Regions from separate parts of the Homo sapiens genome. Here region 1 is linked to region 2. A link is an interaction called in ENCODE POLR2A ChIA-PET data of the cell type or tissue named here. Cell type or tissue: GM12878. All regions are shown on one strand. Each heading gives the region's core, and the rest is flanking DNA. Links, peaks and the distances in the headings are about the cores only. Region 1 holds the start of PMIS2 (PMIS2 transmembrane protein). Region 2 holds the start of LOC124904703 (a long non-coding RNA gene).

What was found. ChIA-PET counts read pairs that join two places held together with the same protein. Peaks named below come from ENCODE experiments on the same cell type or tissue, not always from the same donor. Only the 100,000 strongest peaks of a DNase experiment are listed, where the experiment ranks them.
Region 1: POLR2A ChIA-PET joins it to region 2 with 9 read pairs; 3 of 35 experiments call an interaction of 5 or more read pairs at or near these places.

What each region holds. Positions count from the first base shown.
Region 1 is chr19:35,578,237-35,593,853 of GRCh38, reverse strand. It overlaps PMIS2 (PMIS2 transmembrane protein), which reads right to left and starts at 7,681. Exons shown (of 2, transcript NM_001395412.1): 1 at 7,313-7,681; 2 at 6,558-6,878. The coding sequence starts at 7,594. The coding sequence ends at 6,708. It overlaps LOC124904704 (a long non-coding RNA gene), which reads right to left. Exons shown (of 2, transcript XR_007067243.1): 2 at 11,898-12,002. In GM12878, for the core only: no CTCF peak of the experiment used is centred there; no DNase peak of the experiment used is centred there.
Region 2 is chr19:35,488,321-35,496,894 of GRCh38, reverse strand. It overlaps LOC124904703 (a long non-coding RNA gene), which reads left to right and starts at 447. Exons shown (of 2, transcript XR_007067242.1): 1 at 447-1,504; 2 at 1,705-2,303. It overlaps KRTDAP (keratinocyte differentiation associated protein), which reads left to right and starts at 6,431. Exons shown (of 6, transcript NM_207392.3): 1 at 6,431-6,539; 2 at 8,055-8,093; 3 at 8,192-8,233; 4 at 8,410-8,454. The coding sequence starts at 6,453. RefSeq lists an enhancer at 1,103-2,049. In GM12878, for the core only: a CTCF peak has its summit at 1,357 (motif pointing left); a DNase peak (open chromatin) is centred at 1,371.

The DNA of each region.
Region 1 (15,617 bases), core at 7,514-10,013, 89 kb before region 2:
CTGTAATCCCAGCACTTTGGGAGGTTGAGGAGGGCAGATCCCGAGGTCAGGAGATCGAGCCCATCCTGGCTAACAAGGTGAAACCCCGTCTCTACTAAAAATACAAAAATTTAGCTGGGCGTGGTGGCGGGTGCCTGTAGTCCCGGCTACTCGGGAGGCTGAGACAGGAGAATGGCGTGAACCCGGGAGGCGGAGCTGGCAGTGAGCCGAGACCACACCACTGCACTCCAGCTTGGGTGACAGAGTGAGACTCCATCTCAAAAAAAAAAAAAAAAAAAAAAACCCTCCCAAAGTGCTGGGATTACAGGCGTGAGCCACCATGCCCAGCAGTCATTCCTTTCAATGGCAAAAACCGCAATTATTTTTGCATCAACTACACACACAGACACACACACACACACATATCTCATGTCACCTGCAGATACAGTTTTATTTCTTCCTTTCCAATCTAAATGCCTTTTTTTCTTTTTTGAGACAGAGTCTCACTCTATTCCTCAGGCTGGAGTGCAGTGTTGGTGTGATCATAGCTCACTGCAGTCTCAAAGTCCTGGGCTCAAGTGATCTCCCTGCCTCAGCCCCCTGAGCAGGTAGGACTACAGGCATGTGCCACCATGCTTGGCTAATTTTTTAATATTTTTTGTAGAGATGGGGTCATGCTGTGTTGCCTAGGCTGGTCTTGACATCCTAGTCTCAAGTGATCCTCCTGCCTCCCAAAGTGTTAGGATTACAGACGTCAGCCACTGCGCCGGGCCCTGTTTGCGTTTTTTTCTTGCAGTGACTAGAACTTCCAGCACTATGTCAAATAGGAGTGTCAAGAGCAGACATCCTTTCCTTGTTGTTGATCTTATAGGGAAAGTATTCCATCCTTCATCATTAAATATGATATATATTTGGTGTGTTTAAATCTATTATTGTTATTACTATTATTATTATTATTATTATTTGAGACGGAGTTTTGCTCTTGTTGCCCAGGCTGGAGTGCAATGGCGCCATCTCGGCTCACTACAACCTCCGACTCCCGAGCTCTAAGCGATTCTCCTGCATCAGCCTCCCGAGTAGCTGGGATTACAGGTGACTGTCACCACGGCTGGCTAATTTTTATATTTTTAGTAGAGACGAGGTTTCACCATGTTGGCCGGGCTGGTCTCGAACTCCTGACCTCAATTGATTTACCTGCCTCAGCCTCCCAAAGTCCTGGGATTACAGGAGTGAGCCACCGCGCCTGGCCGTTATTAATATTTTTGATGTTTAAGTTGTACCACTCTGGGCCAGTGGGCGCTCCTTCAAGTTAGCTTCTATGTCGAAAATAAAAATGATTTGTTAAGAGAAAGGTAAGTGATTAACAAGTGACTCCAGCAGGTAAAAAGATTGAATTGCTACTAACGGTCGATGGGAGGCAGTGTTGTCCACCTAGTGCTTAAGAACACGGCTTTTGGTGGCAGATTTCCTGGTTCCCAATCCTGGCCCCTCAGTGAATTCGCTGTGAGACCTGCACTGTGTCTTTCCAGCTCCCTGTGCTTTATCCTCAGTCTGTAAGAATGCAGGCTATAGGGTTAGTGTGGAGACCAAAAGAATCAATACTCCGAAGCTGCTCATAACAGTGGCTTGTACTTGACTCCGAGAGTTGCTGCTTTCACCATCATAGTGAAGACAAAGTACTCAAAATCTGCTACACGAAAAAGATTACAGGCCCAGAAGATTTTGCAGGCATGTTCACTCCAACTTTTTTTTTTTTTTTTGGAGATGGAGTTTCGCTCTTGTCACCCAGGCTGCAGTGCAATGGCGTGATCTTGGCTTACTGCAACCTCCGCTTCCCGGGTTCAAGTGATTCTCCTGCCTCAGCCTCCCGAGCAGCTGGGATTACAGTTGTGTGCCACCATGCCCAGCTAATTTTTGTATTATTAGTAGAGATGGGGGTTTCACCATATTGGCCAGGCTGGTCTCGAACTCCTGACCTCAGGTGATCCACCCGCCTCAGCCTCCCAAAGTACTAGGATTACAGGCATGAGGCACCATGTCCGGCCCACTCCAATCTTTAAGAAGCAGCTAATTCCCATGACATAGAAATGTTTCCAGAACACAGAAACACATTGAATGCTTCTCAACCCATTCTGCATTGCCAGCACTGCCCCAATGCAAAGGACTGAGAACAGCCCCCAGATGAAAACTATGTAGGACCCAAATAAGGCATAAGCAAACCATATCCATCACATATTAAAAGAATAATAGAGGCCGGGCATGGTGGCTCACGCCTATAATCCCAGCACTTTGGGAGGCTGAGGCGGGCGGATCACGAGGTCAGGAGATCAAGACCATCTGGCTAACACGATGAAACCCCGTCTCTGCTAAAAATACAAAAAATTAGCCGGGTGTGGTGGTGGGCGCCTGTAGTCCCAGCTACTCGGGAGGCTGAGGCAGGAGAATGGCGTGAACCTGGGAGGCGGAGCTTACAGTGAGCCAAGATCGTGCCACTGCACTCCAGTCTGGGCGACAGAGCAAGACTCTGTCTCTAAAAAAAAAAAAAAAGAATAATAGATTGTGACCCAGTAAGGTTTTCCCAAGAGTATAAGAATGGTTCATTGTGAATAACTTTGTTAAAGGATTGAATTAAAATCTCGTATGATCATGTTAATAGATGCTGAAAAGTATTTAATATGATTCAACACAAATTTTTTTTGAGACAGGGTCTCGCTGTGTTGCCCAGGCTGGAGTACAAGGGTGTGATCATGGCTCACTGCTGCCTCTAACTCCTGGGTTCAAGTTATCCTCCCATCTCAGCCTCCTGAGTAGCTGAGAATACAGGTACCATGCCTAGCTAATTTTTTTTTCTTTTTTCAGTAGAGACGAGATCTAGCTATGTTGCCCAGGCTGGTCTCAAATTCCTGGCCTCAAATGACTCTCCTTCCTTGGCCTCCCAAAGTACTGGAATTACAGGCATGAGCCACTGTGCCTAGCCTCAATATAAAATTCTAATTTAAAAAATCTTGGCAAGCCAGGAATAGAAGAAAACATAACAAAATTGATGAAATTTTGGCTGGTCACGGTGGCTCATGCATGTAATTTCACCACTTTGAGAGGCTGAGGCAGGCAGATAATTTAAGGCCAGGGGTTCAAGACCAGCCTGGCCAACATAGAGAAATCCCATCTCTACTAAAAATACAAAAAATTAGCCCCGAGTGGTGGTGCGTGCCTGTGGTCCCAGCTACTATAGAGGCTGAGGCACTAGAATCGCTTGAACCTGGGAGGCGGAGATTGCAGTGAGCTGAGATTGTGCCGCTGCACTCCAACCTGGGTGACAGAGCCAGAGTTTGCTTCAGAAAAAAAAAAAAAAAAGATGAAATTTTTATCAGAAATCTACATCAACTGCCTGACTTAATAGTAAAACAATAGAACTAACCCATACAAGGATGGAAACAAGATTATGATGCTAATTCATATTTTGCTGAAAGGTTTAGCCCAGGAACTAAAAAAATACATATATAATGAGGTATTAAAATTGTTAAGAAATAATTCAAATTTAGCATAGACAATGTAAGTGTGTAAAATGATGAATTATTACACCAAGAAAGTTCAGTAAGTTTGCCACACAAGATATCAACATTGGAAACTCAATACCTTTCTTCTACCCCAATAATAATTTAGATTATGTAATGGAAAAAAGGATTGCTTATAATACATAAAATAAAGCTAAAGATGTACAAGTCCTATTTGATATATCATATTTATGAATAGGAAGGCTTATCATAAAGATGCTAAATCTCCCAAAACTGATAACTAAATTGATTGTAATGCAATCAAAGTCAGATAAGATTTTTTTTTTTTTGAGGTTGAGTCTCACTCCTTCGCCCAGGCTGGAGTGAAGTGGTGCAATCTCTGCTCACTGCAACCTCCACCCCCGGGTTCAAGAGATTATCCTGCCTCAGCCTCCCGAGTAGCTGGGATTACAGGCACGCACCACCACAGTGGCTAATTTTTGTATTTTTATAGAGACAGGGTTTCACTATGTTGGCCAGGCTGGTCTCGAACTCCTGGCCTCAGGTGATCCTCCCACCTCAGTCTCCCAAAGTGCTAGGATTACAGGTGTGAGCCACTGCACCCGGCCTTATTTTTTACATTTATTTATTTTGGAGACAAAGTCTAGCTGTGTCCCCCAGGCTGAAGTGCAGTAGTATCACTATGACTTACTGCAGCCTCAAAATCCTGGGCTAAAGTGATCCTCTCACCTCACCCTCCTGAGTAACTGAGACTACAGGCGTGTGCCACCACGCCTGGCTAATTTTGAAAAATTTTGTAGAAAAGAGTTATCTATCGACTTGCTGCCTAGGCTGGTCTCAAAGTCCTGGGCTCAAGCCATCCTCCTCTCTCAGCCTCCCAAAGCATTGAAATTACAGGCACGAGCCACTGTGCCTGGCCTCGTTTTGTGTTTACCTGGTGCTAAATACCAGTTGGATACCCGAGAGTGAAATTCAGGTTGGATGAAGTCTGGGAGCTGAAGTGGAGGAGGCTGGCTGGCTTTCCAAGGCCTGTAGCAGAAGGTGACACTTGGGTCTGCCTGCTGATGTTGACATGGACCATCCTAACCTGACATGGCTTTGCAGCTGAATGTGACAGGCCCAGCCTGGGCTGGATCTGGAGAGGGACAGGGATGGCTAACCCTCTAGATCTGCTAACATGACAGACAATTAGGCATCATCCTATCTGCAGGCATCCCCATAACCCAGAGCATTGTCCCACAAACACATGAGATCTGCCCAGACACCCAAGCCCACAGAGGAGACAAACTCAGCATCACAACAATTACAATTAAGGTGGACTAGGGCCTTTGTTGTTTCCTTCTATTATTATTTCCTATAGACCACCCAACAAGATGGATGTCTCTGTTGGGTATGAACTTGAAGCTGTAATCCCAGATGTGCAAGAAATAGAACTCTATTCTCCTGCATCTGCACTGGTTTGGGTGGATTGGGCTGTGGAAACAGGCCAAGCATGTCATTTGTCAACATGGTAGTCTATTTTCTGCTTGACCACATGAGGCAGTTGGGGGAAGGGAGGCTGTTCCTAGAATGGTTCAGGGACCCAGGCTAATGGGGGCTTTGCCACGTCTACAACATGTGGCCTTCTAAATCATCACATGGGTATCCCTTGCCCCGTTGGCCGGGGGAGGAGGAGTTTAGAGGAGTGTCCCAGGAGACATTGAAAAGCCAGGTTTGTTTGTGGTACATGTCAGTTCTGCTCACATTCCACAGGACCAAAGCACATTTCATGGCTGCAGAGGGGAACCTCTGAGACGTGGCCAGGCAATGTTCCCAGAACAAAGAGGCGATGGGCTCTGGGGGACAGTGAGCAGTCTCTTGCCCAGCAGCTCCATTGACTTTCTACTGAGAATCCCCATTCTCCATGGTGGTGGAAACTTAGTTCTGCTAAATATTGTGCTAAATATTCATCTGGTTCTGAACTTGGGGTTGTCCATGAAGCTTGGGCATCAGAGGCAGCCCCGGGGTGTCTGTGGCCCATGGTGTCAGTCTAGATCTCTGTTTTGATTCATGCACGATGGCTCCCTGCTTATCCCTAGTTTTCCTCTACAGTTCTGTCTCCACCTGGCACTTGGGATTCCTATGGAACCCACCTTCTTCTCACTAGGCTGGGCCATGGGGTATCCTCCTTGGCTGTCTGAGGTCATTTCTTTGTAAATGTCTACACCATGTAGCATATCTTCTTTGAGAACTTGGAGCCTCTCTAGGCCTTATCTGTGAGGAGGGATTATAGATAACAGCTGGGGTCTCTGACGCCCCTCTTCCTCAGATGCAGATTCCAGGAACCTTATGGATGTACTATTGTCTAATCTCTCTCTACATTCCCTTTTCCATGAATGGGGAACCAATGCCTTTCTGGAGGGGGGAGAGGTGGTCTTCATCAGCTATTCTGCCAAAGCTATTTGCATTTCTTGAGGACTTTCCATTCTTCTCCTAAGAGCTTGACATTTGGATGTCAGAAGCTGGAAGAGGTTTCTGTTTTCTTATTGCTGCTCTGAGACACTAGACATCTCCAATCCCAGCTCAAATGAGAAGACCCCTAGAGAATAAACATCAGTTCAGATTTCTAAATATCATCCCCACATTGGCAATTATGCCTGCTTTAGAGACAAAGGAACTATGCTCAAGAAAAGTATCTGTTCAGGGCTATACAGTTTTTCAGTGTCAGAGGTAAGTTTTTAACTGACATCTGCCTGAATTCTATGTCTGTGGGCTTCCCCATTGGGACATTCTGATTTTCACAGTCTAGGAAACAGCTCCAGGGAAACACAGATACTGACCACTGACCCAGAAAACAATCATGGGCATGTTGACACACACACATACACACACACCACAGGAAACCAGAACATTCCATTCCAGTTTTTTGGTTTAAAATTCCTCTGAAAGAACAGCCCAGTGTCAAGGAGCTAAAGGGATCTAGGGCATGAAGTGTGGACCCCTAGGGTGAACGAAGACAGCTCTGGAGCTGAGTGAGTTGAAGTAGCACAGGCAGGTGGTCTGTGTGTTCCTGGGTTGGTGGGTTTCTTGAATGTTGAGTTCCTTGGTTAGAGGATTTCTTGGCTAGATGTCTCAGCGGTTGAATTTCTTGCCTGATGGCTGACTTGGCTGGTTAGTGTTTGGTGAGTGGCTCGGTTGGGGAGCGGACCCCTGGGTTGCTATGCCTAGACTTCATTAATATAGGACCAAGCCATAAATGATGCCTAAGCCAATCATTACCACGAATGCACCGAACCAACCAGTTCGGCCTGAGTTGATGTAAGCCTCTTCCCATTCACTGTTCTGGTTGGCCTTCATAGTCTGTAGGGGTGGAAGCATAGATGTGGGTTTCTGTGTCCAGGAACCCTGGGGAGAACGGTTGGAGACCTGCAGTCACTGAGGGAAAGCCCCTATGCAGGTCCCAGGATAGGAGCAGATGCAGGGGCCAAATGGAGGACAGGGTAGGCTGGGTGCAGTGGCTCACGCCTGTAATGCCAGCACTTTGGGAGGCCAAGGCGGGTGGATCACAAGGTCAGAAGCTCGAGACCAGCCTGGCCAGCATGGTGAAACCCCGTCTCTACTAAAAATACAAAAATGAGCCGGGCACTGTGGCTCATGTCTGTAATCCCAGCTACTCAGGAGGCTGAGGCAGGAGAATTGCTGGAACCGGGAAGGCAGAGATTGCAGTGAGCCGAGATTGCACCACTGCACTCCAGCCTGGGGGACAGAGTGAGACTGGGTCTCAAAAAGAAAAAAAAAAAAAAAAAAGGACGGGGGCTATGACTTGGGCATTATTTTACCTCATAAGAGAAGTACAAAGCTGCCAATCCAAATGGAGGGAATAAAAGTATAGCAAAGATGGTCAAACATAGGTAGTTTGGGGCGTAAAATGCTAGTTCCTCTGGTGTCTGTGTAGGCTCTTGCGGCTCCTGGGGCACCTCAGCTGGGGCACCTGGACCACCTGTGGTAGTGGGAGAACCTGGGGCAGCTGAAGCACCTGGATCACCTGTGGTAGGGGGGGCGTCTGGGGTAGCTGGCGCGTTGGGAGCAGGCTGGGTGGCAGAAGGTGGTTTCAGGGCCATGACCTTTCCCCTCAAAGACGGACTCCGAGTGTCTTGAAAACGGAGCGCCAGACCCACTAGGCTTCCCCTTGTACTAACCAGACTCCCAGGACCCAAACCATCAAAGGCTGAAGCTTCGCAATGGAGAAACCAGCACCCCACGTCCTGATTGGCTGCCTAGTTAGGGGGCGTGGCCCCGCCGTTCTCGCCCACCCCAAGACACAGAGAGTGCAGCCAATCAGGAAGTGGGCTCCGCCCACCCTGGTAGGGATTGGTTGGAAGCCTAAGTGGTGGCTCTCGGCTCCTCCTCCTCCCACTGATCTCTCTCTGCAGCCTGCGCGGATGGGCGATGTCAGGAGGGTCTCCCAGGAGTTGTGGAAGAGAGAAACTAGACACGCCCAGTAAGAGTAAGAGATTTACTGAGGGGAGGAAAATGAGTAGTGTCAGAAGTGGATTGTAAAGTCTTGAATTAAAAATGAATTCCGGCTGGGCGCAGTGGCTCATGCCTGTAATCCCAACACTTTGGGAGGCCAAAGCGGGCGGATTACCTGCGATCAGGAGTTCGAGACTAGCCTGACCAACGTGGTGAAACCCCGTCTCTACTAAAAATACAAAAATTAACCGGGTGTGGTGGCAGGCGCCCGTAATCCCAGCTACTAGGGAGGATGAGGCAGGAGAATCGTTTGAACCCGGGAGGCGGAGGTTGCAGTGATTCGAGATCACACTGCACACTCCAGCCTGGGTGACAGAGTGAGACTCCATCTCAAGAAAAAATGACAAAAAAAAAAAAAAAAAAGAATTCCTTGGTTTATGCTGACAGAAAGAAAAAAGGAAAGAATAGAGAAAGAAGGGGAAAAGGGGGAAGATCTTTCTTAAAGTAGAACACAACCTAATGGAACGATGGAACAGGAAATCCCCAATGTGGTAGGCAGAACTCTGAGATGACCCGAAGATTCCTGCTCCCTGGTGTACACACTCCTTCTCCAGTCACTCAGTCAAGTACTAGTCTGTATGCTGCTGGGAAGGCGTCTTGCAGACGTAGGTAGGGTCTGAAATCAGTTAACTTTAAGTTAGGAAGAATATCCTCTGGGGGCCTCACCTAATGAGGTGAGTTCTTGAAAAGGACTGAGTCTTCCTGGCAAAAGAGGTTTCAGGTGTGAGAGGATTGGAGGCAAGCAAAGGTCTCCATTGCTGGCATGAAGATGTCACCAGGGCCACGTAGGGAGGAATCCAGGCAGCCTCTGGCTGAGAATGGCTCCCAGCTGACAGCCAGCAAGGAAACGGGGTCCTTAGTACTGCAACAGCAAGGATGTGAATCCTGCTGTAATCACATTCATTTGGAAGAGGATCCTGAGCTCCACATGAGAACCCAGCCCAGCTGACACCTTAATTTTAGCTTTGGTAGATTCTGAGCAGAGAAGCAGCCATTCTGACCTACAGAACTGTGAGTTAATACCTGTGGGGAATTTGTTATGCACCATTAGAGAACATTTTCAAATACCATAGTAATTGCTGATTCAGGTAGGAGCTTTTAATGAATGCTAATACTGTGGGGTTTTAGCTGATGCTTCCTTTAGCTGGTGGTTCTAGGGGAGTAGAGGGTTTGAGGAGCCACTTTTCAGGAAGTTGGGGGTGGGTGGGAGGTGACACTGTGCAGTCCACAAATGTAGACCTTAGTATGGCTAGTCCAAGACACAACCTGGGTATTTAAGACCAGTCCTGGACCTAGAAGTAGTTAGAAGAACAGTGACAACACATGCAATCCAGAAGTCAGGATATTCTTCATGGAGGAAATTGATTCAGAGCCTTTCAAAGGACCAAGTGGATGTTCCAGGACAACAGAACATGGGGCGCCGAGGTGGGGGAAGACAGAAGTGAAGGTTGGGTGAGATGAAGCATGTGTATTGGTTGCTGGCAAGTCCCTTGGATAGTGGAACAAACAAACTAAGACAGGCTTAGAAACAAGTACATGGACAAGTGTGTCAAGCCCTGAGACATGTACTCCAGCTCTGAAGGCGGGAATGAATTAGCTCCTTTGGTAAGGGCAGTATCAGAGGATCAGCAGAAGCAGTGGCCATATTGCAGGGATCCAGGCAGTGAGCAAGAAAGGGGTAGTATAGACAATGTAGACATTTCTTCCAAGAGCTTGGAGGCGAAAGAGTAAGGAGAGCAGTGCCACAGCTGAGAAGAACATGGGTTCCAGTTTCTGGAATGTTGTAAGCCAACACCTGGTTTCAGAGAGCCATGGATTGAGTGTGAGGTGTGGAATTGGAGACAGTGTATACATTTGCTTCAAGAATTTTGCCTATGGCTGGGTGCAGTGGCTCATGCCTGTAATCCCAGCACTTTGGGAGGCCAAGGTGGGTGGATCACGAGGTCAGGAGTTCAAGACAAGCCTGGCCAAGATGGTGAAACCCTGTCTCTACTAAAAATACAAAATTTAGCCAGATGTGGTGGTGGGTGCCTGTAATCCCAGCTACTTGGGAAGCTGAGGCAGAAAATTGCTTGAACCCGGGAGGTGGAGTTTGCAGTGAACCAAGATTGTGTCACTGCACTCCAGCCTGGGTGACAGAGTGAGACTCCGTTTCAAAAAAAAAAAAGTTTGCCTATGAAGAGCCAGGAAAGGCAGGACTAGGGTAGATGCAAAAGGGTGAGAATGATGATTTTGCTTGTTTGTTTTAAAGATAGGAGGGACTTGAGCGTATGGAACTGAAATGGAGACTCTGTCAAGATGGTAGCATGGGTCTATGTTCTGCCCCCTTTTTTGTCTCTGGAATTAAAAACCAAAAACCAGATCCATAACTTGAGGGGGCTGAGTGATGAAAGGGTTTTGTTTTTTTAAAAAAAATTTTTGGTGGGAAAGGTGAGAGAGACCATGTCTCAATAAGAGAGAGATATGGGAGAGATGTCTTTTTTTTTTTTTTTTCTTGAGATGGAGTTTTGCTCTTGTTGCCCAGGGCGGAGTGCAATGGTGCAACCTTGGCTCACTGAAACCTCCACCTCCTGGGTTCTAAGTGATTTTCCTGCCTGAGCCTCCCGAGTAGCTGGGATTACAGGTGCCCACCACCATGCTTGGCTTATTTTTGTATTTTTAGTAGATATGGGGTTTCACCACGTTGGCCAGGCTGGTGTTGAACTCCTGACCTCAAGTGATCCACCCACCTTGGCCTCCCAAAGTGCTAGGATTACAGGAATGAGCCACCATGCCCAGCCAGGAGAGATGTCTTAATGGGGGCGAGGTAGTTCTTTTATACTGTCTATAGCTCTAACACCTAGAGCAGAGCCCAACACATAGTAGTAGGTGCTCAGTAAACATGGGCTGAATAAACACACCTTGGAACTAGACTACCTAGGTTTGGATCCCCACCATGCCACTAACTAGCAATATCACCTTGTGCAACCTCTCTGTGTACCAGTTTTCTCATCTTTAAAATGAGAATAATAATTATTTCTCTCTTGTTTCATTGTGAGGATTAAATTAATGTATGTAAGTGGTATTGAACAGTGCATGGAACAAAATGTGCACTCTATAAGGTGATAATGGCTAAGGGGAGAGGATCACATGAGACCAGGATAGTGAAACCTAGCCCGATCAATACAGTGGGACCATGTATCTAGAAAAAAAATGTATATATTTTAGACAGATATATATATATATCAGGCTCTGAGGGCAGGCTTCTGTATTCTCAGCTGCTTGGGAGGGTGTGATGGGAGGTTTGCTTTTGCTCAGGAATTTGAGGCTGTGGTGAGCCATGGTCGCACCCCTCTACTCCAGCCTGGACAAGAGGGAGACCTTGTCTCAAGAAAAAAAAAGAGATAATAATGATGAATGAGTGGGGTTCAGAGCATGTGAGAATCATTTGAAAATAATGGCCAGGAGTTCAAGATTGGCCTGGCCAACATGGTGAAACCTGTCTCTACTAAAAATACAAAAATTAGCTGGGCTTGGTGGTGGTTACCTGTAGCCCCAAGCTACTTGGGATGCTGAGGCAGGAGAATTGCTTGAGCCCGGGAGGCAGAGGTTGCAGTGAGCTGAGATCATGCCACTGCACTCCAGCCTGGGTGACAGAGCGAGGCTCCATCTCCAAAAAGAAAAAAAAAAAAAAAGAGAGAGAGAGAGAGATCCAATTGTTCTAGCACCATTTGTTGGATCTCCTTTTCACATTGAATGGTTTTGCCACTTTTGTCAAAAATCACTTGACCATAAATATGAAAGTTATTTCTGGACTTTCAATTTTGCTTCATTGAGCTATACGTCCATCCTTATGCCAGTACCACACTGTCTTTATTCCTATAGCTTTGTAATCAGGAATAAATTTTGAAATTGGTAACTGGAAGTCCTCCAACTTTATTTTACTTTTTCAACATTGCTAGGTTATTCTGCATCCTTTTCATTTCCACATGACTTTTAGGATCAACTTGTCAAATTCTGCAAAAAAAAAAAAACAAGCCAGTTGAGGTTTCGATAAAGATTGCATTGACTCTTTAGGTCAATTAGGGGAGTACTGCCATTTTGCTAACATTGAGTTTTCCAAACCATGAACATGGGATGCCACTCCATTTATTTAGATCTTTAAATTTTTAAAGGAATGATTTATAGTTTGTTTGTTTGCTTGTTTGTTTGTTTTTTTGAGGCAGAGTCTCACTCTATTGCCCAGGCTGGAGTGCAGCGGCGTGATCTCGGCTCACTGCAAGCTCCGCCTCCCAGGTTCATGCCATTCTCCTGCCTCAGCCTCCCGAGTAGCTGGGACTACAGGCGCCTGCCACTACGCCCGGCTAATTTTTTTGTATTTTTAGTAGAGACGGGGTTTCACCGTGTTAGCCAGGATGGTCTCGATCTCCTGACCTCATGATCCGCCCACCTCGGCCTCCCAAAGTGCTAGGATTACAGGCGTGAGCCATCACGCCGCCAGCCAAGATTTATAGTTTTTATTGTACAACTCTTGTATTTTTGTTAAATTTATTACTTTTTTTAATTGAATTTCTTCTTTTTTTTTTTTTGAGATAGCCTCTCTCTGTTACCCAAGCTGGAGTGCAGTGGTGCGATCGTGGCTCACTGCAACCTTCACTTCCCAGGTTCAAGCAATTCTCCTGCCTCAGCCTCCCAAGTAGCTAGGATTACAGGCACCCGCCACCATGCCCAGCTGATTTTTGTATTTTTTTTTAGTAGAGACAGGGTTTCACCATGTTGCCCAAACTCGTCTTGAAGTCCTGACTTCAGATGATCTGCCCGCCTCGGCCTAACAAAGTGCTGGGATTACAGGCATAAGTCACCACGCCCAGCCTGAATTTATTATTCTTTTTGATCCTATTGGGAATGAATTCATTTTATTAATTTCATTTTTTGATTGTTCATTGGTAGCTTATTGACATACAATTGATTTTTGGATATTGATCTTGTGCAGCATTGCTGGACTCATTTCTTCTAGTAGTTATTTGTGGATTCATTAGAGTTTTCTACAAGCAAATTTAAGTCAACTGTGGGTCAAAACAGTTTTTTCTTCTTCCTTTCCAACCCAGATGCCTTTTATTTCTTTTTATTGACTAATTGTACTGGCTAGGACCTCCACTATACTGTTGAATAAAAGTGGTGAGAATGAACATTCTTGTTTTGTTCCCTATCTTAGCCAGGAAGAATTTAGTCTTTCTTTTCTTTTATTTATTTATTTTTTTTGAGACAGAGTCTTGCTCTGTCGCCCAGGCTGGAGTGCAGTGGCATGATCTCGGCTCACTGCAAGCTCCACCTCCTGGGTTCATGCCATTCTCCTGCCTCAGCCTCCCGAGTAGCTGGGACTACAGGCACCCGCCACCACGCCTGGCTGATTTTTTTGTATTTTTTAGTAGAGACGGGGTTTCACCGTGTTAGCCAGGATGGTCTCGATCTCCTGACCTCGTGATCCACCTGCCTTGGCCTCCCAAAGTGCTGGGATTACAGGCGTGAGCCACCGCGCCCACCCGGAAATTAGTCTTTCACTCCAGCCTGGGCGACAGAGTGAGACTCCATCTCAAAAAAAAAAAAAGTGTCTTCTTTTACAGGGGCAGGTGCAACGGCTCACATCTGTAATCCCAACACTCTGGGAGGCCAAGGCAGGAGGATTGCTTGAGCCCAGGAGTTTGAGGCTGCAGTGAGCTGCAATCTCACCTGGGTGACAGAGTGAGACCCCATCTTTAAAATAAATGAATAAAATTTATTCTTTTACTATGGTGTGTTACATTAATTGATTTTCAGAAGTTAAACCAATCTTGCATTTCTGGGGTAAATCCCACTTGATCATGGTGTATAACCCTTTTTATATATTGCTGTATTGGGCTTACTGATATTTTACCAATGACTTTTATATCATATTTATGAAAGAGATTGGTCTCTAGTTGTCTTGAGATGCCACTGTCTGGCTTTGATATTAGGGTAATACTGACCTCATATAATAAGCTGGGAAAGTGCTCCCTTTCTCCATATTTTGGAACAGATTGTAGAGAATTAATATTATTTATGCTTTAATGTTTTGTGAAATTCACCAATGAAACCATCTAGGCCTGAGCTTTTCTTTGCGGGAGTATTTTAAATTACAAATCTCTTTTTATTTGTTATACATCTATTCAGATTTTCTATTTCTTCTTGAGTTGGTTTTGGTAATTCATCTAAGAATTTTTAGCTGTCATCTAAGCTGTCTAATTTGTTGCCATACGTTGCTTGTGATATTCCCCTTTATTTATTTATTTATTTTTAAATTTTCGAGATGGAGTCTCGCTCTGTTGCCTAGGCTGGAGTGCAGTGGCACAATCTTGGCTCACTGCAACCTCTGCTTCCCGGGTTTAAGAGATTCTCCTGCCTCAGCCTCCCGAGTAGCTGGGATTACAGGTGCGTGCCACCATGCCCAGTTAATTTTTCCTGTTTTTAGTAGAGACAGGGTTTCACCATGTTGCCCAGGCTGGTCTGGAATTCCTGACCTCAGGTGACCCTATCTGCCTGCCTTGGTCTTCCAAAGTGCTGGGATTACAGGCGTGAGCCACCGTGCCTGGCCTCATGTCTTCTCTTTTTAGACCATATAGGGTAACTTCCTGATGTTGCCATGGCATTTGTAAGCTGCCATGGCGCTGGTGGGAGTGTCTCTTAGCATGCTAATGCATTCTAATTAGTGTATAATGAGCAGTGGGGATGACCACAGGTTACTCTCATCGCCACTTTTTGTTTTTGGTGGGTTTTAGCTGGCTTCTTTACTGTAACCTGTTTTATCAGCAAAGTCTTTATGATCTGTATTTTGTGCCAACCTCCTATCTCATCGTGTGACTTAGAATGCCTTAGCTGTCTGGGAATGCAGCCCAGTAGACGTCAGCCTCATTTTACTCAGCCCCATTCAAGATGGAGTTGCTCTGGTTCACATGCCTCTGACGCTAGCAAGTGCTTTCAATTTGATTCGAAGACTCAATGTCTGTTTTTAGGTTACATGAAACTATTTTATTTTTTCCCGTTGTTCCTTTTGCTATTTTCAGAGCTGGTTTCTCTTTCTTGCTTTCTTGAAACTCTCTTGGTTTCTGCCATTGGCCTTCACGTAGCTCCCTGTTTCTTCTCTACCAGCCCCCAAAAGCCACGGCTCCTGGATCTCAGGGGTCCTGGTGGGGCCCAGGCAGGAGAGGAGCATCCAAGTATGCAGGAGCACACAGCCAATGGCTGTGGGAAATGTGGTAAGAGCCCCACCAGAAAAACAGCAAAGGAGCCAGTCTGGAGTTAAAACTCAAGGAAAGTGTTCCCTGTTCACTCCATCCATGCCAATATCTATTATTTTTTGAGTTTTTGATTATGGCCATTCTTGCAGGAATAAGGTGGTATCGCATTGTGGTTTTGATTTGCATTTCCCTGATTGCTGGTGGGAATGTAAACTAGTATAACTATGGAAAACAGTGTGGAGATTCCTTAAAGAACTAAAAGTAGAACTACCATTTGATCCAGCAATCCCACTACTGGGTATCTACTCAAAGGAAAAGAAGTCATTATGTGAAAAAGATACTTGTACACACATGTTTATAGCAGCACAATTTGCAATTG
Region 2 (8,574 bases), core at 3-2,502:
AATTCTCCTGCTTCAGCCTCCTGAGTAGCTAGGATTACACGCATGCGCCACCACACCTGGCTAATTTTTGTATCTTTAGTACAGATGGGGTTTCACCATGTTGGCCAGGGTGTTCTTGAACTCCTGACCTCAGGTGATCTACCCGCCTCAGCCTCCCAAAGTTGCTGGGATTACAGGCGGAAGCCACCATGCCCGGCTTGAATACTGTTCTTTTTTTTTTTTTCTTGAGACGGAGTCTCGCTCTGTCACCCAGGCTGGAGCGCAGTGGCGCGATCTCCGCTCACTGCAAGCTCCGCCTCCCAGGTTCACGCCATTCTCCTGCCTCAGCCTCCCGAGTAGCTGGGACTACAGGCGCCCGCCACCACGCCCGGCTAATTTTTTGTATTTTTTAGTAGAGACGGGGTTTCACCGTGTTAGCCAGGATGATCTCCATCTCCTGACCTCGTGATCCGCCCGCCTCGGCCTCCCAAAGTGCTGGGATTACAGGCGTGAGCCACTGCGACCGGCCTGAGTACTGTTCTTTTTGCACTTGAAGCAGCCACAGGTGTTTTGTTGGCCTGAAAAAGCGACAATGGAAATATTCAAGTCAGGAGCAGGGGGAAAGAGGTTGTTCAAAACGGGAGGTCAGTCCCAGAAGGTCAGGGAGAGGGCAGGAAACAGGAGCGAGGTGCTGATAGAGACTGTGCTTCTCCACATGGACAGGCTGCCGTGGGGATGGGGGCGTGGTTGGGGAGACGCGCTTAGGAAGTTGGGGGCACTGGATCTAACCCAGGGCCTTATCACGGGCACTGACTGCCCTGTGTTTCCAGGATGCAGAGGGAGGGAGGCAGAACACTTCCACCCCATCACTGTACCAATGAAACAGGAGAGGCTGCGGCGCAGGCTGAGCCAGGCTTATCCCACGCTGAAGAGCCCTTGGGACTGGGCTGGGGGTCTGCAGTAGGAGCCCCTAAGTCCCACCAAGCTGGTCCAACATGCCCGGATTAAGGATCCCCCACCCCTTTGTCCCCCTGGGATCCCTGCAGGGGACAGGAAGTAAAAGGTGGACAGGAGGCGCCCTGCCAGCCTAAGTGACTCCCTCCAGGTTTGAGTTCCCTGAGGGCATGGCCCCCATCTGCCTAGGTCACTCTCCACCCACAGGACAGGCACAGGGCCTCAAACAGTGCATGTATACGTGAAAGAAACCCGGCCCAAAACTGACTTGAGGAGACCGAGCTGACCCAGTCGGCCTGCCTGGGAGGGCCGCTCCTCTGCTTGGCCTCCCTTCTCTCCTGGGTCCTGAAATCCTGATGCTGGTTTGCACTTGTCCTCCGGAGTTCAACGCCATAGGAGGGCCTTGCAGTACCTCCTAGAGGCCACAGGGGGGAGAGCGCGGGGCCCTCCCAGGGAGGACGCTCCGTCCTCGCTGCACAGAGAGCTTCCCGGAGCGTGGGTGGGGGTGGAAACCCGTGGGGAGCTGAAGTCTCCTCAGCCCAGTCACTGAGGCACCGGGGGAGACGCGGAGGTGAGCAACACGGTTCTTGGCTCGTGAGATGTTCTTGGCCCAAAGAGCTGAAAGCGGCTCTTGAAAGCTTAGAGTGACACCCGAGGCAGGCTAAGGTCCCCTGGCATGAGGGGCCCTCCAGTGAAGGGTGGGTACCCCTTTCTCCCTTCAGGGCTCCTCCAGTGACCTCCTGAATCCCCAACTTCCATCTTATTCTTTAGATCCCGTTCTTCCACAACGCCCTAGAAGGAGCCCCTGCTCGGAACCTACCACCAGCTTCTCATTAGCCCTGGAATAAAATCCCCATTCCTCACTACGGCTCTATGCGATGGGCCTGGCCTCCCTCTCTAACGTCCCTCTGGGCCTACTGGCACAGGCCATCAGGGAACATGGGCGGCTGTTACCAAGGTCTTCAGAAAGCCAGAGCTTCATCTGCTTTTAGGACTAATTTCAAATGTCCCTCCCTGGGCCACCTTTTAAAATTTGTATTTTAATAGAGACGGGGTCTTGCCATGTTGCCCAGGCTGGTCTGGAACTCCTGGGCTTGAGTGATCCTCCTGCCTCAGCCCCCTAAAGTGCTGGGACTACAGGTGCGAGCCACCGCACTCGGCCCTCAGGCCATCGACCAAGGAAACCCTGTCAGCATCATATGGCCCCGTTTTCTTCGCAGCACCTGTCCTTCTCTGAAGTCATCTTGTTTGCGTATCTATTTTTGGTTACATTATGATGTCTCCTTCGCTAGGACATGGGATCTGTAGGGCAGGTCTTTTGTCCATCTACAGCCCCCAGTACCAAGAGCCAAATAAATATTTACAAATTAGCCAATGGAGAGAGGGATTGGAATTAAGTGGGACCAATCCAGGAAGACTTCCTGGGAGAGGTTTAAGCACCGGGCACATAGGGTGGGCGGCAAAGGAAGAAACCACACCTGCTGGTGGATGAGGCTGCTTTCTTGGTTGTGACAACACCGACGGAGGGAGGAAGGGATGGGACAGGGATGCCCTGAGTTCTGCCCCCTAATACTCCACATCCCAGTCCCCTCTCTCTCCCAGGATTCCCGGCTTCCCACCTAGTGTTCGCCAAGGCCCCGAAAACCTAGTGTCTCTCTCTTGGAATCCCCACTCCCTCCCTAGACCCAGGAGGCTGGCTGCCAGGCCCTAGGTGTGTCTCACAATGGGGCAATCCAGGCTGGGCCTCGCCTCCTACCCACACTCAAGTTCTGGCAGATTTGGGGTGGGGTGGGGGCAGGCCTGTGGGAAAACAGAGGTTTACTGGTATTCTCAGTGAGGGAGCTAGGAAGTCAAGCCGACCTGGAGATGTGATGTTGCAGAGCCAGTCTCTGCGGCTGCCTGACTCCATTAACCCTCCGTGATTCATCCAAAGCTGAGCTGCGTATCGGGCAGATTTTCCTGCAGCCCATCACCTGAACTGCTGGGACCCTCTCCCAGGGAGAACTCCCTGCCCCTCTCTTTCCCCATCTGCCCAACCCAACTCAGGGAACACAAACTACTCAGGCAGCGTAGATGGAGGAAGAGGGAGGAGTTTGGAGAGAGACACTGGCTTCTAAAGTTGGCCGCTTACAGCAAAAATCACGTCAAGATGGAACTAGCTGGGCGCCGTGGCTCACTCCTGTGATCCCAGCACTTTGGGAGGCCGAGGCAGATCACTTGAGGTCAGGAATTTGAGACGATCCTGGCCAACATGGTGAAACCCCGTCTCTGCTAAAAATACAAAAATTAGCTGGGTGTGGCGGCGCACGCCTGTCATCCCAGCTACTCGGGAGACTGAGACAGGAGAATCACTCCTCCTGGGAGGTGGAGGTTGCAGTGAGCCGAGATCATACCACTGCACTCTAGCCTGGGCAACAGAGCAAGACTCTGTCTCAAAAACAAAAAACAACAAACAAACAAAACCCCAAAAAACTACCCTCAGAAGGTGCCAGGAAGATGCCAAGTGGAAACAAATCATGAGTCCAACACAGACAGCTTTTTTTCCAGCATAGGAAGAGAATTTCTTTGGTTGAGCACACAAAGCAGTTGGCCTGTGTTTAGAGGTATGATACAAAAAGTACCTATTTTTAAACAGCAGAATGTTGAACACTAGATCCAGAAACGGAACCCTATCTGTAAACACATACTTGGTGTGGCAAGATGATTATACTACTGGAGGCATCTGGAAACGGAGGCAATCACAGGTTCATTCGGGGGCTGATGCCACTAACCTTCATTCTTCGTTTTCATTTTGTCAAGAGTGTGCAGTTTGATTCATTTAAATGAATGCACCTATGCTTGGGGCTGCCACCTCTGATGGTGCAGGCTATGCACCACAATGGACACTGTAAAGGGGACCTGTGGGGGTTCGATGCAGTCTGCCCCCCACTCTCAGGACATGGGTCTAATTCACACAGGGTGTTACATGTGCTGTAACATAGCCTGTCCAGCATAGAGAGGAGCAATATAGGTTCAGGCTCTGGAAGCCCAGCGTTCTAATGCTGGTCCTGTCACATTCTGGCTGTGTGACCTGGGGTGAGTTATTTAACCTCTATATGCTGTGGTTCCCCCGCCTATAGAATGTGAATAATTATAGTACCCACCTGTGTCAGAATCACTGGGACATTTCAATGAGATCGCGTATTTGGAGCACTTAGTACAAGGTCTGCCATATAGTAAGCCTCAGTAACTCAGCTAACATTGTTATCAATACCATCGGGTGGAGAGGAAAACATAGGGAGGGCAATTTATTGTCAAAGGAAAATCACAGATTAGACTCTAGAGCAAAACAGAAGACAGCGTTGGATTGACCGATGCTCTAGATCACCCAGGCCAAAACTGGCACTGGGTCCCCTCACCCGCCTGTCAAATCGTAGCTGGTTATACAACATCAGTTCTCTTTTGTCTGATTCTTCACTCCCTGGAGTCGACCCTATGCGGATGGAATGGTGGCTAATGAGCTTTTTCAGTCACTGTTCGTTAATTAGCAAGGATTCATTACACAGAACTTGTGTCCTCCAGAAAACCTTTTGGGAGGTGCTCCACCCACCTCAGTCATTCTCTAACTCGTCCCCTCCAGGAGCACCAACTCTGTGACATCCACTACTGTGTGGCCATCTGGGCTAAGGGAGTGTTCTCTAAGCAGTGTTCCCTCAGGTAGCTCTGCAAAGGGGAAGCTGCCATTATAAAATCAGAGGAGGCTGAAGAGGATGTCTGGGACTGGGGTGTGGGGGCAGCGTGAGGATGGAGCTGAGGTGCCCAGCTTCTGGGGTTCGTAAAGGTTGTTCATGGATGCCGTCCAGCCCTCCCACCCAGGGCCACCGCCACCGTGCATTGCATCAGGTTGTGTTGATAAGGTCTTGCTTTTCCCTGACAGCGCCGGTCCATGTCCCAGCCCCTCCCTGTTACAGCAGGAGCCGGTTTGGCCACCTGAACCTCACTGTGGAGAAGGCTGCTTGACTAGGACATTGTGTCACAGTGAGGTGATCCAACTTCCAAACTGGGGGTGGGGCAAGGTGGGTTAGGGCAATGACATGGAGTGGGCACTCCAGGTTCAGGGTACCTGGATCCCATCTCCAACTGGGCACCCTAAGAGCTGTTTTTTGTTCCCTGTTCCTTGTCATCTTAGCTCAAGACAGTCATTTCTCTGAAGACCCAAGAGTAAAAGACGGGCAGTTGGAAAATGGAAAGGTTCAGCCCCATGAAAGGAAAATGTACACTGTGGCTGAAGGATGCCTGAATACTAAGTCTAACGTATCATATCTGACCAATGCTGACTCTACCTGGGTTCTGTGTGAGCCATGGTTCTAGGGGGATGTAAAGCTGATCAAGATACAGCTCCTGACCTCAAGGAACTTGATACTCTAAAAGGGAAACAAGGCGAGAACATGACTTACTTAGATACAATGCCAGAGACATACAAACGAATGAATATGGGAATTCTGTGAAAGGAAAGGTGTGGAGAGAAGGACTGGGCATTGCAGGAAAAATCTGGGAAGCTTCATCCAAGATGAGTGTTGGGTTCTGAGAACTGGAGATGAGAGAAGGCCATGTTAGGAATAAGGAACAGCATGGCCGGATGCTTTGAAGAGGGAAAAAGAAGGATATAGTTGGTAAGGGGTCTAATTTGGCCAGAATGTGAGGTATGTACAAAGCTAGTAAAGGAAGAAGTTATAAAGGTGGGTTGAGTTCAGAGCATGGACCACCTTCAATGCCAAGCTAAAGAGTTTACATAGATTTTGGTAGGGTGGAAGAAAAGGCCTGAATGAGCATGGAGCGCAGGCTCACACCTATAGTCCTTTGGGAGGTCAAGGCAGGCGGACCCCTTGAGTCCAGGAGTTTGAGGCCAGCTTGGGCAACATGGCGAGACATTTTCATCTCTACGAGAAAATTAAAAAAAAAAAAAGCTGCAACATCTCTACAAGAAAATAAAAAAGTTAGCTAGGTGAGGTGATGCGTGCCTCTAGTCCCAGCTACTAGGGAGACTGAGGTGGGAGGATTGCTTGAGCCTGGGAGGTCAAGGCTGCAGTGAGCTGTGATCACACCACTGCACTCCAGTCTGGGCAACGAGTGAGAGCCTGTCAAAAAAAAAGAAAAGAAAAGAAAAGAAAAAGCCTGAATTCTAAGAGAGGAATGAGGGATATAACGAAAAGAGACAAAGACAAAAGGAGAGGTTGCTTGGGTACCACTGCCAATCCCTTGGAGGGACAGGTCCAACCTGTCTCTGTCCCAGCCCCATCTGCATGAAGAGACCCATTGCAGTGTTACCTTCCACGTGCCTGGGGCAGAATGCGAATTGAGAAATCCGAGGCAAATGAGGAACAGTCCATGCCTCCCCCTCCCAGAGCCCCGGGGGTGGGCGACAAGATCTGGGGGTGAGTCAGTGGGGTGGGGACCCCATTTCTGTGCTCATCTGCCTCCTTGGCAATATAAAGAGCAAGCACTGAGGCCCCGCCTCAGAGCACCCCAAACTTGACGCCATGAAGATCCCGGTCCTTCCTGCCGTGGTGCTCCTCTCCCTCCTGGTGCTCCACTCTGCCCAGGGAGCCACCCTGGGTGGTCCTGAGGTGAGCACGTCACCTGCATTTTTATTCTTATACGTGTTACCCACCTACCCCTCCATCTCTCTACCTCCTGTCCATTCCTGGATAAGTGGCTCTTAGTTTTGGATTCTGATGGGGGCTGAAGAAACTGGGGCTCTGAGGAAGGGAGGAGGGAACAGAGCATCCCTGGGGAGACATTTGGGACAGAGATGCTCCTCTTTCTGGAAGGGATGGTGAAGTGTGTTGGGGAGGCTCGTGTACTGAACCTTGGGACTGAGTGGGTGGTCTGGGTTCAGACTATCTCCACCATGGGCTCTCAAGAGTGTTCACCCATTCCGTTCCAGCTGCACACATGCCTGGGGACGTGCAGGGGAAGAGGGGGAACTGGAGAACGGCAATGTGAGGCAGAGCAGCTCCAAACCCAGGCCTGCATCCACATGGGCAGCAGGTGGAGAGGGTGAAGCAAAGCAAAAAACTAGCTAGTTCTGCCTGCAGCTGACTTAACTCAAAGAGGAGTGGGGCTGGGGTGTTCTGGAGACACCCCTGCTTAGCTCCTCTTTGCTTCATTTGTGCCCCTGGGAGTGGTGCCCAGGTGACGGGTGGCTCCCTGCTGTCTCTGGAGCATAGGCCACAGTGAGAATCTTTACCATCCAGTCCTCAGCCAGAGAGGAATCCTGATGCCTATTCCGGATTTAAAAGTCTAAGACAGGGGCACAGGCTCAGCTGCTAAGGACCAAGCCAGTGGTGTCACTGAGCTGGGGGGGCTGTCAGGGCCTGAGGTGAAATGGGGCCAACTTTCCCAGTCTGAAAGGGCAGCTTTCACCCCACCTGACGCCATGGATTGGGAAGATGTGCCTAGAGTTTTACATTTTTCAGGGGAAACTAGAAATCTGGATGAATTTATGAATTCTTACTAATTCAAAATGTCTAATTCAAACCAAAAAACAAATGACCAAATTTTTATGAGATCTAAGCATCTGGATCCAGCCTGCGGGCTCCGTGTTGGGCTCTGTCATGGGGAAGACACGATGGGACACACTGAGGCCTGGGGTGGGGTCCCCATGGAGGGGGATTATGGAACCTCCAACAGTGGTGGCAATAAATCCACAAAGCAAAGCAACCTCGATCAGTGAGAGGCAGGCGGGTCACCTCAGCAGCTGGGCTCCCACCTGCTCGCAAATCTTTCCCATCCAGCTATACGGACTGAGCGTGGGTGTCTCCAGAACACCCCACCTCTTAGACTTAAGTCAACTGCAGGACAGCACTAGCTAGCTTTTCCGGAGAGGAATGCTCGGCTCCAGGCTTTCTGCCTGCTGCCCATGGTGACACTGCTTACATGTACCATTCTCCAATTCCCCCTCCTCACCCTGCACATCCGCCAACCATGTGCGCGACTGGAACGGAGACCATGGTGGGGAATGGGTTGCGTTCTTTCGGGGACTGGGCTGTGGATGAAGGCAGAGCTGGCAGACAGGGATGTGGGCAAGGGCCCTGGCATCACGTGACCCCCTGCCGCCTTTTCTCCCTCTCCTTTTCCAGGAAGAAAGCACCATTGAGAATTATGCGTCACGACCCGAGGTAAGCCGTCTGTTTTCCCCGGCCCTCCAGCCACGAGTCTGTCCTCTCTCTCTTTTTGCTTCTTAGCAACTTTCCTAACACCCTGCGTTTCTGCCTAGGCCTTTAACACCCCGTTCCTGAACATCGACAAATTGCGATCTGTGAGTACGCTTCTCTGGTGCTACCCCCACGAATACCCTCATCACAGAGGGGATAAACGCCTTGGTAGAGAGCTTGCAAAGCTGCCACGGTTCCTTCACCTTCTCCAGAGGGCTGGGGGCTAAGCTCTGGCCTCCCCTGGAGCTGACCTGCTTCTGCTGTCTCTCTTCCTCCTCAGGCGTTTAAGGCTGATGAGTTCCTGAACTGGCACGCCCTCTTTGAGGTGAGTGCTCCGGCGCCCCTTGCCCTCCTCGGTTGTCTGCAGTCATCCCAGGGTAGTGGCCACACATTTTGGCTTTAAATGTATGGGTTGGTTCCTGATCTCTGGGAGGGAGTGACTGTC